Linked DNA regions of Homo sapiens: region 1 is linked to region 2. A link is a contact called in ENCODE Hi-C or POLR2A ChIA-PET data. All regions are on one chromosome and are shown on one strand. The core of a region is the stretch at or near the end of the contact, and the rest is flanking DNA. Distances in the headings are between cores, read along the strand shown. Region 1 overlaps MALT1 (MALT1 paracaspase). Region 2 overlaps NEDD4L (NEDD4 like E3 ubiquitin protein ligase).

Region 1 (7,034 bases), core at 2,078-4,577, 300 kb before region 2:
TCTGAAACCAAAAATTGAAACATTTTAGAAATAACTTGCATATTTATCTTTGTCATAAATCACTCATTCACATCTCCTTCTCAATCAATTTACACTTTGTGAGTTGCAGCTTTTGTAAAATCAGAGGAAAGAAACTTACTTGCAGAAGACTTTGATCTATTGTACTTCCCCATGATTGGGTGGGGGAGAAAATTATTTACCATATTTCTTCAATTTCTAGAAGCTTTTTTCCCCCATATTCTAACACTTCTGAAATCAGGATGCACCTTATAACAGATGCCTGTCAGGCACAGCCACAGGGTAGTTCTCAGTGTTAGCTCATGGAAATGTTTGGTCATAAATGCTCATATGGCTGCCACTTCAGTCAAGTTACGTGCACTGTTAGTAACAGACGTGTTAAGTTGCAATGTCTGCTATTGTCTGAATATGTGCCCCCAAATTCATGTGCTGGAAACTGAATCCCCAATGTAACAATGTTGGGAGGTAGGGCCTAGCGGGAGGCTCTACCCTCACGAATGAATTAATGCCGCTGTAATAACGGGGTTTGCAGGTAGGTTCTCTCTCTTTTGCCATGTGAGGACACAGCAAGAAAACCTTCATCAGAAGCTGGTTCTTTGATCACGGACTTCCCAGGCTCCAAAACTGTGAGAAATAAATGTCTGTTCTTTAAAAATTACCCAGTCTGTGGTACTGTATTATGGAAGCATGCAATGGACAAAGACAACACCATTGAAAACGTCTTCAAATGACTGCATTATTATTTAGTATTGAAATGAAAATGATTTTGGAAGAGAAAGACACAGAAACAGAGCAGTGAGATATATATTTGATATACCTGTGACACAAACATTCCTCATTTGAGGAATAACTGCCAACATCTAAGCTTGGAAGACTTTTGACAGGAATTTGGAAGAAAATCCTAGTCAATAATGGAACACCCCCAACTCCTTCTCTTGCCTCTCTCTCACTCACTCGCCCCAGGGAAGCACATGACTGTGGCAGGAGGCCATTCAGGTAGCCCTGCAGAGAGGCTCAAGTGGTAAGAGTATTAGTCTGTTTCACACTCCTGATAAAGGCATACCCACGACTGGGCAATTTACAAAAGAAAGAGGTTTAATAGACTTACAGTTCTACGTGGCTAGGGAGGACTCACAATCATGGTGGAAGGTGAAAGGCATGTCTCACATGGCGGCAGACAAACGAGAAGAAGGTGCGGGCAGGGAACCTCCCCTTTATAAAACCATCAGATCTCATAAGACTTATTCACTATCACAAGAACAGCAGAGAAAGACCTGCCCCCATGATTCAATTACCTCCCACCAGGTCCCTCCCACAACACATGGGAATTCAAGATAAGATTTGGGTGGGAATACAGCCAAACCATATCTCTACAGAAAGAAACAGATCTCCCGCCACAGCCAGTGAGGAAATGAGGTCTCTTGACAACACCTGTGAGAGAGCCATCTGAGAAGATCCTCCAACCCTGGGGAAACCTTCAGATGACTGCAGACCTGGCTGACAGTCTGACTGCTGCCTCACGAGAGACCCTCAGCCAGGACTACCCAGCTAAGCCACTTCTGGACTACTAGCCTCAGAAACTGTGTGAGATAATAAACAGTTGTTGTTTTTCACTTCTGACTTGGGGGTAATTTATTAATGCAGCAATAGATAACTGACATAAAAGAAACCAAAGCTAGAAAAGCTTACATTTGCAAAAGTTGTAATTAATAAAACTGGGTTAGCTGGCTTTTAGGAAGTAAAGAAAAAGATAATTAAAACTTATAAAACTTAATTTCCTGCACCTACTTTTATTTTCTTTCCTTGTCTATACTGAATGTGACCTCATAACAGTGTCTTTTTCTTCTACCACCCACCAATGCAAAGAAACAAAACAAGATTACAAGTAAAAAGGAAACAGTGTAAATAACAGTAATCTTAATACATCAAAGGTACTAAACTTTCTAGGAAAAAAAATAATGTTCATGAAAGTCACAGCACAAAGATACTAAATAAAAGCAAAATTAAAAATGAGTAAATATTTATTGTATACCTAGCACATTTGAGGGCCTCGAGAAGCCCTAGAAAATCTTTAGTAAATATAGTAGAGCCTCTCAGAATTTTAAACTCTTGCCAAGGGAGGACATTCATATTCATTAATCCTTTATGTCGAGGCCAAGTTAGTACAGGACGGATGAAGTTCAGAATTTTTCTGAAATCTGTGATACATGTTGGTAGGAAAGGTGGAAAATGGGATAAGCACTCTTGCTGAAGCCAGCAAATTCATAACACTGTATTTTAATGTCCCCACATTTACCATTCATCTGCCAGGAGAGTTTTACATCACAACTTTAAAATACAAAGATTCTGATTTCCCAAGTTTCGATGTGACAGGAAAAAGTTGCAACAATGACAAAAGAGAACAAGTAATAAATCTAAAAAATATAGGAGTTTTGGCTATCCTGGCTTTAAATTTGAATGTCCTATAGCCACCACCAATTTTATATGTCCCAAATCCCTTCTGACACAAAATCTACTCCTCTGCCAGTCCCCACAGTTTCCCCATCTCAAAGATGGTAAACCAGTCTTACTGCCTACCACCATCCATCTGGTTACTCAGGACAAAAACTTTGCAGTTTCTTAGCATCATTCTTAAGGGCCCTAGGATTTTCAGAATGGTAAATGGGCACTGGCTTCAACGTAAAGTTGTCAGCTGCATTGGCCCCTAACAAGAGTCAGCCAGGCACTGACTTCTCTCTAGCTATCAAAGTTCTAGATGACATCTTCTTCCAATAGAAGGCTGTTTCATCTACACTGAAAAATCTGTTTATTATAGCCATTTTCTTTAATTATCTTAGCTAGATCTTTTATTGCTTTTTTGTTTTGAGACAAGGTCTGTCTCTGTTACCTAGGCTGGAGTGCAGTGTCATGATCTCGCTCACTGCAACCTCCGCCTTCCAGGTGTAAGCAATTCTCCCACCTCAGCCTCCCGAGTGGCTGGGACTACAGGCAGGTGCCACTGTGCCTGGCTAATTTTTTGTATTTTTTGCAAAGACGGGGTTTCACCATGTTGCCCAGGCTGGTATCAAACTCCTAAGCTCAAGCAATCCTCCTGCCCTGGCCTCCCAGAGTGGTGGGATTATAGACACCATGATCAATTACGAGCCACCATGCCTGGCATTAGCTAGATCTTCTGGATGACTTGCTGCAGCTTCTCCACTAGTACTTGCTGCTTCACTTTGCACTTTTATGTTACAGAGACAGCTTATTTCCTTAAACCTCATGAACCAACTTTTCTTCCGCAGCTTCCTCACCTCTCTGTCTTCACAGAAATGAGGCGAGTTAGGGCCTCACTCTGGATTAGGCTTTGGCTTAGGGGCATGCTGTGGCTGGTTTGATCTATCCAGACTACTATAACTTTCTCCATCTCAGCAATAAGGCTGTTTTGCTTTCTTATCATTCGTGTGTTCACTGAAGTAGCATTTTTAATTACCTTCAAGAACTTTTCTTCTGCATTCGCAACTTGGTTAACTGGCACAAGAGGCCTAGCTTTTCAGCCTATCTCAGCTTTTGATATGCCTTCCTCATTAAGTAAAATCAATTCTAGCTTTTGATTTAAAGTGAGAGACATGTGACTCTTCCTTTCACCTGAACACTTAGAGATCACTGTAGGGTTATTAATCAGCCTAATTTCAATATTGTTGTGTGTCACTGTTCTTTCACTTGAACACTTAGAGACGATTGTAGGGTTATTAATCAGCTTAATTTCAATATTGTTGTGTCTCAGGGAATAGGGAGGCCCAAAGAGGGAGTGGGGAGGTGGGAGAGGAAGAGGGACAGGGAGGGAGGGAGGGAGGGAGGGAGAGAGTGAGAGAGAGAGAGAGAGAGAGAGAGAGAGGAATGGCCAGTCGGTGGAGCAGTTGGAATACACATGACATTTATCAATTAAGCTCAACTTCTTATAGTGGCATAATTTGTGGCACCCCAAAACAATTATAATAGTTTTTTTTTCCTTTGCAATGCAAGGGCTCTTTATTGTCAGTGAGACCACCAGGCTAGATGAGCACTGAGGCTCCAGGGGGACCCCAGGCCCTCTTCAGTGGGAGAAGGCAAAGGTGGGTTTCGGGCCTCAGAATGGTCCTTGGCTCACGTAGCACCATGTAAATACAGAGCTAAAAACTTCCTGGATGTCTCCCACTGGAAACCAGTCAGCCCAACGCATTCCACAACCACCCTCTTTTTTTTTTTTTTTTTTTTTTTTTGAGACGGAGTCTCGCTCCGTCGCCCAGACTGGAGTGCAGTGGCGCGATCTTGGCTCACTGCAACCTCTATCTCCCAGGTTCAAGCAATTCTCCTGCCTCCATCTCCTGAGTAGCTGGGATTACAGGCACGTGCCACCATGCCTGGCTAATTTTTTGTTGTTTTTTTTTTTTGAGACGGAGTCTCGCTCTGTCACCCAGGCTGGAGTGCAGTGGCGCAATCTCGGCTCACGGCAAGCTCCGCCTCCCGGGTTCATGCCATTCTCCTGCCTCAGCCTCCTGAGTAGAGTAGCTGGGACTACAGGCGCCCGCCACTACGCCCAGCTAATTTTTTGTATTTTTAGTAAAGACGGGGTTTCACCACGTTAGCCAGGATGGTCTCGATCTCCTGACCTCGTGATCCACCCACCTCAGACTCCCAGTGTTGGGATTACAGGTGCGAGCCACTGGGCCCGGTCCCACCTTCTTTTTTATCACTGGGAGACACCAAAAATGCTGAGAGAGTAGCTGGCATGATTCCACCCAGACCAAACTCTTGCCACACTTGTTAAGAGGCCAGGTCTGTGGTGTTCTACTGTAACACCAGGAAATGGAATGCACGTCCGTCTGTGCATGTACTCTGCACAACCACGGGCTGCTCCGAGATCTTGGTGTCATTGCCACAGAGGAGCTGGGCCTGAGCCAGGGCAATGCCAAAAGCAAACAGGATCATCTTGGCCCACAGCTGATCTGGTTGAAGGCTATGTGGTTGCAAATCGGCTTTCTCCAGGAAGTGCAGGATATGGAGATAGGGGTAAGGATAGCCCTCCCAGAATCCTGTGTCATCTTTCACATCAGAAACATTGCATTCCTGAAGATCAGTAGTGGGGAGAGGGGACAGAAGGCCTCGAGAACATGATTTTTAGTAGCTTCAACCTCTTCTCTGGAGGAGATGGCGGGGGCAGAGGATCCTTGGCACTCAGCCGGCTCCACTAGAACCATGACCCTGAAGAACAGACACAATTCCAGGTGGTGGATAACGTGGAGTTTTGGGCACAAATCTGCCTGGCCAGAGAAGGATGCCTGAGAATCTGAGACTTACACAACTTTATCAGACTGTCCACAATGACCAGACAGCAGGCCTCTCTCCTGGGGCCGTACTCAGTACAGTGCCAGAGACAGGCATGAGAGATCAAATTCAGAAGACGCTCATCTTGGTTCTCTATGTGGTTCCTTGTATCATCAACAAGGCCAAGTACTTTCTCAGGAAGGCATTTTATTAACTTGGCCTCGGTAAGCCAGAGGGCCTGCTTGACACCCCTGAGAAGGCGGCAACGCTGGTGAAAGACATAGCAGGCCTGGTCTTTGTATGGTGGCTGCTCGTGAATGGAGCTTGAGCAGCAGAACTTTGGGTGCTTCGAGCCAGGGTCCCAGGGTCGTGAACGGGGTGAACAGAATTTTGGGTGTTTCTACCCAGGGTCCCAGGGCAGGAAGATCAGCGGTGGCAGCCCGGGCGTGAAGTACATCTCTCTCACAGAGGGGATGGGCTCCGGTCCAGGGATCTCGTACACTCCATCCAGGGGAGGAGGCTCTGGCTTCCACATGGAGTGCATGCCCCACTCACAGGCTCCACCTCTCGGGGCCCCGAAGCTCCCAAGGTTGAGCTGCCTGGAGCTAGTCAGTGCCTGCCTAGCGGCACCATACTGATCTGCCAACACCATACTGATCTGGTCTTAAGACCACCAACACCATACTGATCTGGTCTTAAGACCGCCACCTGGATGCCACCATCTTACCAGGCACCAACAATCACAGTAGTAACACCAAAGATCACCGATCACAGATCACCACGACAGATATAATGAAAAAGTTCGAAATATTGTAAGAGTTACCAAGGTGTGACACAGAGATATGAAGTAGGCACATGCTATTGGAAAAATGGCACTGACAGACTTGCTAGACACATGGGTGCCGCAAGCTTTCAACTTGCAGAAAGTGAAGTATCTGCAAAGTGCAATAAAGTGAAGCATAATAAAACAAAGTGTGCCTGTACTTAGAATAAAAAATCCAGATTCCTTACCATGGCTACAAAGTCCTCCACGAACTGCTCCTTTGGCCCCTCCGCTCTTCTCCAGGCTCACCAAGCTCCAGCCATACTGGGCCTCCTTCCTTCTATAAGCCAAGCTCTTTTCTGCCTTTCCACTTACCAGTCCTCTGCTGGGTTCTCCCCACAAGCTCCGCTTTGCCATCCCCCGCAACCGCCACCCCACTGGCTTCCACTATTCTACTGTTTCATGGCAGGCTCTTTCCTCATCATCCAGGTTTCTTACTAAAATATCACCAGCTTCTCTGGGAAATGTCTCTAAATTAGGTACCCTCCCACCCCCCAGTTATCTATTACATTCACCCAGTTCAGTGTCCTTCACTCTCTAAAATCCCTGTTTCTTACTGTCCGTCTTAGGTATTAAAATAGAAGCTCCATGAGGGCAAGGCCAAGGACCTTGATGGTCTTAGTCACCAGTTCATTCAGCACCTAGAATTGTGCCCACATATGGCACTGCAGTGGGTGTTAGTGGGTGTTCAACACGTGTTTGTTGAATATATATAATAATAACAGAAATTACTACAGCAGCAAGTTACTGACTGCTTTACATGCACCAGGCATTTTTATCACTAACCTTTGAAATAACCACACAAGGTAGATACTAATTACATCTATGTTACAATGAAAAAAAGGTACGTAATTTGCAGAAGGTCACCCAAATTACCTGGGGTAAATTAAACTCTCTGAGACTTTTT
Region 2 (7,877 bases), core at 2,589-5,088:
CTCAGGCCCATTCTTGAGAATCTGTGACCATTTTTTCCCTTTAAAAAAGGTGCACAGATTATTCAGGTTTGAGAAACACTGGCATGATGAAGAGAGAGGCAAAGACGGGATGTCAAGATCTGAGGTTCTGAATCATGCTGCTTAATGCTTCACCGCTTTGCATCCCAGTGTTATCTGTAAAAAAGTGGGTCATAACATCACCCACCTCTTAGGGCCACTGTGATGATGGTATGAGTCAATCGCATCAAGTGCTGAGCACCATCCCCGGAATGAACAGAGTGCTTGGTGAGTGTGAGTTCCTATCATTTCAGAGGTCAGGACACACGGACCTGGCTTTGCTCTGCACTAATGAGCTGGGTGACTTTAAGGAGCTCATTGTCCTCACAGGGCTTCAGCGTCCTCACGTGGAAGATGCATGGGCTGAACGAGATGATTTTTGTTTGCTTTAGAGTCTACCTAAAAGGGCAGGTGGGCCTGTGATTCTTAATGAAGAGTAATTTTAAATGTCTGAGTAGTGACCTTTTATAGAACAATGAAATGAAGTCCTTTGAATGTCAGACACTCAATAATCACCATTGGAAAGCTTAATGAAAGGTACCCTCATCACAGAGAACCAGATCCTTCAGCTTCTGCTCTTCTAGGAAATCAGATTTTTATTCTGAACTTTAATTGTGTATCATAAAACGTGGAAGAAATTAAACCTATGTATGGCAAAATTTTATGGCAGAACTGTTGCCACGAAACAGCCAGTGAAGTTTCTGTTTCCTATGTCAAAATACAGTCAGGGTCAGGTAGGGAGGAAAGCCATTTAGAAGAAACAGCAGAACAGTCCCACTCATGCTAGCCAGTGTTGCTTGCAACTGCCAGTCCTCTCCATCCGGGTCAAGTTAGTCTGGGGAGAACATCATTAGGAAAACTACACAGTTGCTTTATTTCCGTGACACATAAAGAGGAAAATAAGTTCTGGTAAGAGCCAGCTGGGTTGTTCCCTTCCTGTAGGTGGATCTTTGCCCTTCCTAGGGAAGAGCTGTGAATTTTCAACCCTGCCAGCCTATAAAAATCATCTGGGGAGCTTTGAAAATCCCACTGCCTGGGTCACACACCAGACCAATGAAGTCCAAATTCCAGGCATCAGTGATTTCTTTAAGGCTCTCTAGATGGTTCCAACATGCAGCTGAGGTTGAGAACCACTGAGTTCAGAGGTCTTATCTGGGAAGTTCTACTTGTGGCAGAATCATGTGGGCTCCGAAATAAAAAAGACAGTTCAATAGTAAGATATGTGTCCCTGAAGTCACAGAGAAACATGGGCTGAATGAACATGAAATTGGTTCACTAATTTGGTTTCCTTGGAAAAGTCTAAAAAGAAAGTGGGTATATCAACAGAGGCAGTGTATCTGGTGTAGTGGTAAAGGGTGCAGGCTCTAATTCTGGTAGCTCTGAGTTCAAATCCTGTGATCTGGGAATCTGTGACTCTGGTGAGCCCTGGGCCAGCCTTCTGACAGCCCAAGGGAATAACATATCTCATAAGGCTGCCATAAAGATTAAGCAGTGCCTGACCACAGATGATGACTGTGCCCAATAATTTCGCTTTTCCTAATCTTCATCCTGGTTAGTATTATGAGCTTGAGTTTCGCATCACCACCCACAGTCCTGGGGCTTGGCTCAACGCTGGTGCCTTCATATGGAGGCCAGTAGAACCCAGAAAACCACATATGACTTGGACACCATTTGGATAAAAGCTCTGAACTACTCAAACATTCTTCCCTTAGAATAAAGCCAGAGAACCACGGACAATGACTGCTCTGAATATTCATGAATTTTAGGCTGGAGTCAGCTTGCTTTCAAGGCTCTGACAGGCAATGACCACATTGTTTCCATCTGGAGAGTCACGTGAATGGTACGAATAGAAAAAAAAAACACCTTTCTGGTGAGGCAAGGGAATCCGACAGAAGTGAAAAACCTTTCACAGCCAATTTTTCGCAAACACATGTTCATGAGAATTCTCTCCTGGCCAGCACTTCTAGTGTAAGGGAGGGCGTTTCCTGCAGGGAGTGTTTGGTTGCTTATGTTAGCTCACTATGGCCAGAGCAGGCTTTGCAGCCCCCGCTGCATGAGAAACACAGGGCTACGCTGCTCACCGTTTTCCAGAAGGCCCACTTCTGCTGCTTCCTCAGGAGCAAGAAATAAAGGCCTTTGCAGAAAAACCAACACGAGGGACATGGGAGTTTGAGTTAGCAAGAGCTCCCTGAACCCGGCTTCAAGAAACTGATCCCATCCAGTCTGCATTTGTGCTGGGTTTCATGCAACTGTTCAGAAAACAACTGGGACCCTTCTGCGTCACTGTGCCTCCTGAGAGGGCCTTCTGAGGGCAGCCACGCTCCACGCTTGGGCATCCCTGGCCACGTGTCAGCCCTCTTACCCTCCTCCGACCACAGTCATGTTACTGCTCAATTCCAGGGAATTACAGGTTATTCATGGGCATAGAAGGCCTTTGAAAAAGGATGTTTCTACAGGGTATTTTGTCCTAACTTCTCAACCAATTTAAGGTTGGAGTAAAAACCCAACGTGTTTATTATACAGGTTGAGAGCTGCCTTATCTATGTATGCTGAACAGTGAAAGCTCCACTACCTAGAATAATGAGGGAAGGACTGGGCTCAGAGGAGAAATTCCCCACAGCAGGGAGGCCTGAGCCCTTTATGTGCCAAACATACTGAGTGCATTATGTCTTATTAGCACTACTGTACAATTTCTATTTTCATCCACATCACTGTCCTTTAATTCTCTAAGCTACTTACAGACAGGAAACAGAGCATTCAATAGCCTTGAGCCCAGCACCATACCCAGCTAAGCAGTTCAGATATTGCATTGACATGCATGTGTTTTTGTCACTCACCATGTGTGAGCTCTGGGCAGTTTCTCAGGACTGCCCCATTGCTCTATTGTAAACAGCTGAGGACCATTGGAACCTAGACAAGAAAAGAAAAAGAAATGTTAAGATTGCTTGGGGCAGAAGAATGAAGCTATGGTGTGGTCTGCAGTCCAGCTACTGTCAGGGCAGGGTTTGCCCCCAGGGGTGAGGCCCAAGACACTCTCTTCTGCTGCAACATTGATATTTAATGTTGAGGGAAGCCAGAGGTCTGCACAACCTCACAGAAAGACTCTGCTTAGTCTCCAGAATGGAACTGCACCAAGATTAACAAACACAACAGTTACGTGGAAAGGCAGGCAGCTACAGCCTCTCAGCTGGGCCCTGGAAATTTAAACTTCAAACTAGTTTTGTGGGTGGGAGGGTGAATGAAATGTGACTTTCAGTATGCAAAGTACAGAGTGATTTTTAAATCTATGGTAAACACTGAAAAATTCTGCCTACTGGAGGTGACTTTATACCTCAGTTTACGACCATATAAATGACCCTACAAAACCTAGTTTTTAACGATTTACTAAAAAACTAAACTAGGAAAAAAAAAAAAGAGCAGCCTTATGGACCTCTTCACAAACTGCCCCCCAATCCCTCGAAGTAGAAGCACCATGTTATCTATATAAAGTATAGATAACAGTACTTTCATTGAACTTTCATGGAACCTATGCATGGCACACTGTCCTGAAACTTAGCCTTCTGCAGAGGCCTGGCGGCAGGGTTCTTGGGCCAGAGTTCATGCCTGGCTGGAAATTCCCAGGAGGACAACTGAATCCAATGGTATCCTGCTCACCATAAAGTTCGGCAAATCCATTCATAGGTACTCGCGATGTCCCTGTGACAAACTGCAGTAACCGGATACGCTTTTCGGCGTCCATGAGTAGCACAGCCTATGAACAGAGGCAGAAGGTCATTATACCCCCCACGTGACCCATGGCACATGCTGCTGTCATGCAGGCAGGCAGAACTTAATCTTATTTATATTGCAATGTAAGACCTAGACAGTTGACTCTGAAAACTGAGTAGGTTTTTTATGGCCACAATACTAGCTGGCCTCTCTAATCTAAGAGACTGAGTGATCACAATGTCCGTCTCTTTCTTCTTCTGCCAATAGGCCAAAATAAATGATATAAAAAGCAAACTCTCTGATGGCACCAAGCTCATGTTTCTGTGTTCGAGGCTTACCAGTTCCCCCTAAGCCAATTATAAATATACAGTATTTAAGATTTGTCATCACAAGGGGAAGCCAGGTTATGAGATGGGATTTCAGATTGTAGACACGTTCCCTAGAAGACATCATTTTATAAAATGAAACAAAACAAAACAAAACAAAAACAAAACAACAAAGGCAAAGATGGGGTTCTAAAATAATCTGTGTATCTTACATATCTGCATTATTATGGGAATCCAGGTGGCTTTACTGGTAATGCCACTTGGACTGCTGTAGGCAAACATCTAAAACAAGCCAAGTGAGACCTGGACTAGGCTTTGAAGATTTTGCTTTTTTATCTCTGTATTCCTGCTGGCATTTGAAATAGTAATAAAAGGCATTTAGAAATGTGAAAAAGGCCGGGCATGGTGGCTCATGCCTGTAATCCCAGCACTTTGAGGGGCCGAGGTAGGAGGATTGCTTAAGCCCAAGAATTTGAATCCAGCCTGGGCAACACAGTGAGACCCCATCTTTAAAATAAATAAATAAATAAATAAAAATAAATTTGAAAAAGTTAAATGATTCCTTTTTGGGGTGAAGTAAATAATCAGCCTTTTTGGGGGATAACTGTTTTTTTTTTTTTAAGTTTGTTTACTATATCTCCTTTGGACTAACCCATTCCTATTTTACTTCCCTCCTAAGCTGAACAGGATACAAACAGTGGCCCTAAGATAATAAATCAAATGTTGTGTTATCTTTGGTTGAAAGATACACAGATCAAAATATTTGTTGGAATATATTTTAAAAATTGAGAAAACGACTTCTTAACAGAAAGTGGCATCTTGCAAAGCCATCCCTGAAGCCTGTTTCTGCCCTGAGAAGCCCCCCATTTCTATTTACGCATTGGAGGACCAGTCCCTCAAATAAAAGTCACTTTCACGAGGTGGTCAAGGAAGGCCAGTGTGCTTTTGTAGGGACCAACTTCATTCAAGTCTAGCTGTCTGCTACAGTTACAGAGGAGCCACCACGGGGCTGCTGGCTCAGTTTGCCTCTTCCCTCCCCCAGCAGTCCAAGCTCTAACAGACCCCAAAGCCAGCATCAGTCCTGAAGTCAGACCACAATGGAGGGCGCCACACAGCCCTCAATCCTGCCTCAGGTGGAGGACACCGGCTGGGGCTGGGCCCCGGAGTTACCTTCCAGAACCACTGAATGACGGGGTGGTTTGGGCAGTAGCCGTTCTTGTAAATAGAATGCTGTCTCCAGTCATTCACATCCACATCACCGAGGCCGCACATGAGCAACTAGGAAGAAAATTTACCAGATGTAAAAGCAGGATGTGAAAGGTGCGAGATCACACACTGAGAAATGACCACCCTCAGTGCCAGCATGTGGTCACTGTGCCGCGAAGGTAAGCTAGCAAATCATAACAACAGAGGAAGGCAGACACCTGTTCCAGGCTCCACCTGCCATAGCAGATCACAGAGGCAGCAGTCACGAGGGCAGCTCAATTCGAACCTTGCGCAAGCCACGGCATGTCGTATCGGATATAAAAATGCCACAGTCGTCCTCCCTACCCCTCTAGTCTTACGCATGGGACCTGTGGATTCTCTCACGCTCCAGCAGCATCTGTGCATTACCCTGGCTGCTTCTCCTCCTGAGAGGTTATTCCTCTGAATATCTAAAAGCATCTCCCTACCCACAAAAGAATTAGTGCTTATGACTCTCCTCCAGGTTGATCAATTCCAGTGATGACAAATCACCTCATCTGCCCAGAGGCCTAAGAATGGCAGACATACGCTAAGGCACAACTGGGTCTTCGACTTAGCATTTAGTCTAAGGTTTGCCGTTCCTATTATGCAACTCTCCATCAGGGGAGGTTTCCTGTGGACAAATGGAAGATATTTATGCAAAGGTACCAGAATGAAATGGAAACAGAACTAAGCCAGAAGCCTGGAAATAAAGTTCCTAGGCCTGACCGTGCCAAAACCTTGCTGGGTAAACCCAGCTGCTCTCTGCCTCAGTTTCCCACCTATCAGAGGAAAGGCTTGAGGTATATGATTTCTATAGACATCATCGATCTTGAACTTTCTGTTTTGAGATAAAAGTATAGAAGGCCAGTGTATGGGAAACACTCACTGGCTATGGACGGGGCAAATGGCCGAGTCCCACCAACGGCTTCTCAACAGACAGTCTTTCCCCTGTTTCTCTCGACACAACAAAGGGCGAGATATTCCTTTGTTTTTAAAATGGCTGTTACTCAACTATGTCAACACCAAGAAGCTGAACTAGACAATCACTAAACTACCTTTTGCTACAACCCTGTTGCCTTCTGACATTTTTCCTCACTCAACATAAACCACTTCAAGTTCAATGAGACGTCGTTCTACAGGCCCAAGTAGATGCTTACGGCCACCTTGTGGCCAAGACCCCCATTTGGCTGCCACGGTGGGGGTGGATGGGGATGCAGCAGAGGATACTTGGCCAGTCTGGTAGTGTAAGCAGGTTTCTGCTGTCCAGAGGGCTACTGCAAACCTTGTTTCTACTTGTTGTGGCAATTTGCCTCGCCTGGTGCATAGGGCCATGATCCCAGCTCTGCTCAGTGGCCTCTACTTACTAGGCATGTTCCAGAACTGCCCTCTGATGGACAAGGCAACTACAGCTGATTATTTTTGCTGTTCCTTACTCCTACATTGGCAAACAAGCCCCATAAGAGACATGTAATAGAACCACATTGGCAAATAAGCCCTATAAGAGACATGTAATATAATTCATCTAAAGTTACTCTCTAGGACATTATGGATCCAAGAATATTAAAATATTACTTGTAAAGTAATGAGAGATACTTTAAAAAATCCACTTTACATAAAATAATGTTTATAATACAAACCTCCAGCTCATTTTCATCAAAAATTTTAATCAAATCAATAGGAAGTAGTTCTGTGAATCCCTGAAAGAAAAAAAAAAAACATCTTAAACACCTATTGCCTTCAAAAAAAAAAAATTTCACAGGAAAAACAAACTTTTCTGGTTAGCCAGAAAAAAATATAATCTCTCCTGATGATTCCTATGTCAGTGACAGTATCAAGTAACTATAGTTCCAGTAAAAACAGCACAGTCACAATATAACAGTTTCGAAAAAGCATAGAATCTAGAAGATTCAAGTAGTGGAGTAATTTCTGAAACCTGATGAAAATATGGGATACTGTAGGCAGGGTGGATTCCAAAAGCCATTTATAACACTGCTGTGAGTCAGTGCGTCCTAAGATGCACAGGCTACAGATGTGTAAGAGACACGCTTAAAAATAACGTGCTGGAGGCAGGGAGAAGAAACACAGAGGGAGGCAGGTGATGGGTGCAGACACTGTGCGTACAGAAAACCATGCTCCAGTTCCCAGGTACCACTAACTGTGGCGTGATCTAGGATGAGCTCAGCTCTGCTGGGCCCTGCGCGCTGCGAACGCCGCGTTTCTGAAGGTGTGGACCGCCTGCGGTGGGGCCCAGGAATCTGCTTCCTGGGATTTCTTATCTAAATAAAGAGTGAAACCTGCCATTCTGTCCTCCCATTTTAAGTCCCTAAGGCCCCGAGCTGTTTCTGAGTGTGCTGCCCGGGCTTTCACGCATCCTGTGTAGGTACCTGAGTGAAGGGAAAGCATCACCCCACGAGAGCTCTGCCTCAGTGCAGAGAAAATCAGTCACGTGGACACGAGGCTGTTTCCTGTGTGATCTTTGAGGTAACTAATACTATATCATATTTAAGAAAGAATTTTGCTTTTGGTCCAAGTGGAATACTGTTTAAAATGATGAATCCC

The links. Hi-C counts contacts between places; a loop is a spot of excess contacts on that map. ChIA-PET counts read pairs that join two places held with the same protein, here RNA polymerase II (POLR2A). Pooled maps may share reads with other maps.
Region 1: a map with no recorded cell type shows a loop between it and region 2 (1.9-fold over the local background). The contact joins two enhancer-like sites. A Hi-C loop is called at or near these places in 1 of 37 single-sample maps with no recorded cell type and 6 of 50 pooled maps. POLR2A ChIA-PET finds 5 or more read pairs at or near these places in 1 of 52 experiments (OCI-LY7).

The regions. Positions count from the first base shown.
Region 1 is chr18:58,689,269-58,696,302 of GRCh38, reverse strand. All of the region lies in intron 2 of MALT1 (MALT1 paracaspase), which reads right to left. All of the region lies in intron 2 of LOC105372146 (a long non-coding RNA gene), which reads left to right. It also overlaps the pseudogene MRPL37P1. Among named protein-coding and RNA genes, the nearest start is that of MALT1-AS1, 21 kb to the right of the region's middle. Within about 2 kb of position 3,327, at least 3 of the 41 ENCODE cell types and tissues checked have a DNase peak (open chromatin) inside an H3K27ac peak, as active enhancers do.
Region 2 is chr18:58,386,577-58,394,453 of GRCh38, reverse strand. NEDD4L (NEDD4 like E3 ubiquitin protein ligase) reads right to left here. Exons shown (of 31, transcript NM_001144967.3): 27 at 6,956-7,015; 28 at 5,262-5,369; 29 at 3,712-3,808; 30 at 2,895-2,967. Among named protein-coding and RNA genes, the nearest start is that of MIR122HG, 56 kb to the left of the region's middle. RefSeq lists an enhancer at 1,796-2,295. Within about 2 kb of position 3,838, at least 3 of the 41 ENCODE cell types and tissues checked have a DNase peak (open chromatin) inside an H3K27ac peak, as active enhancers do.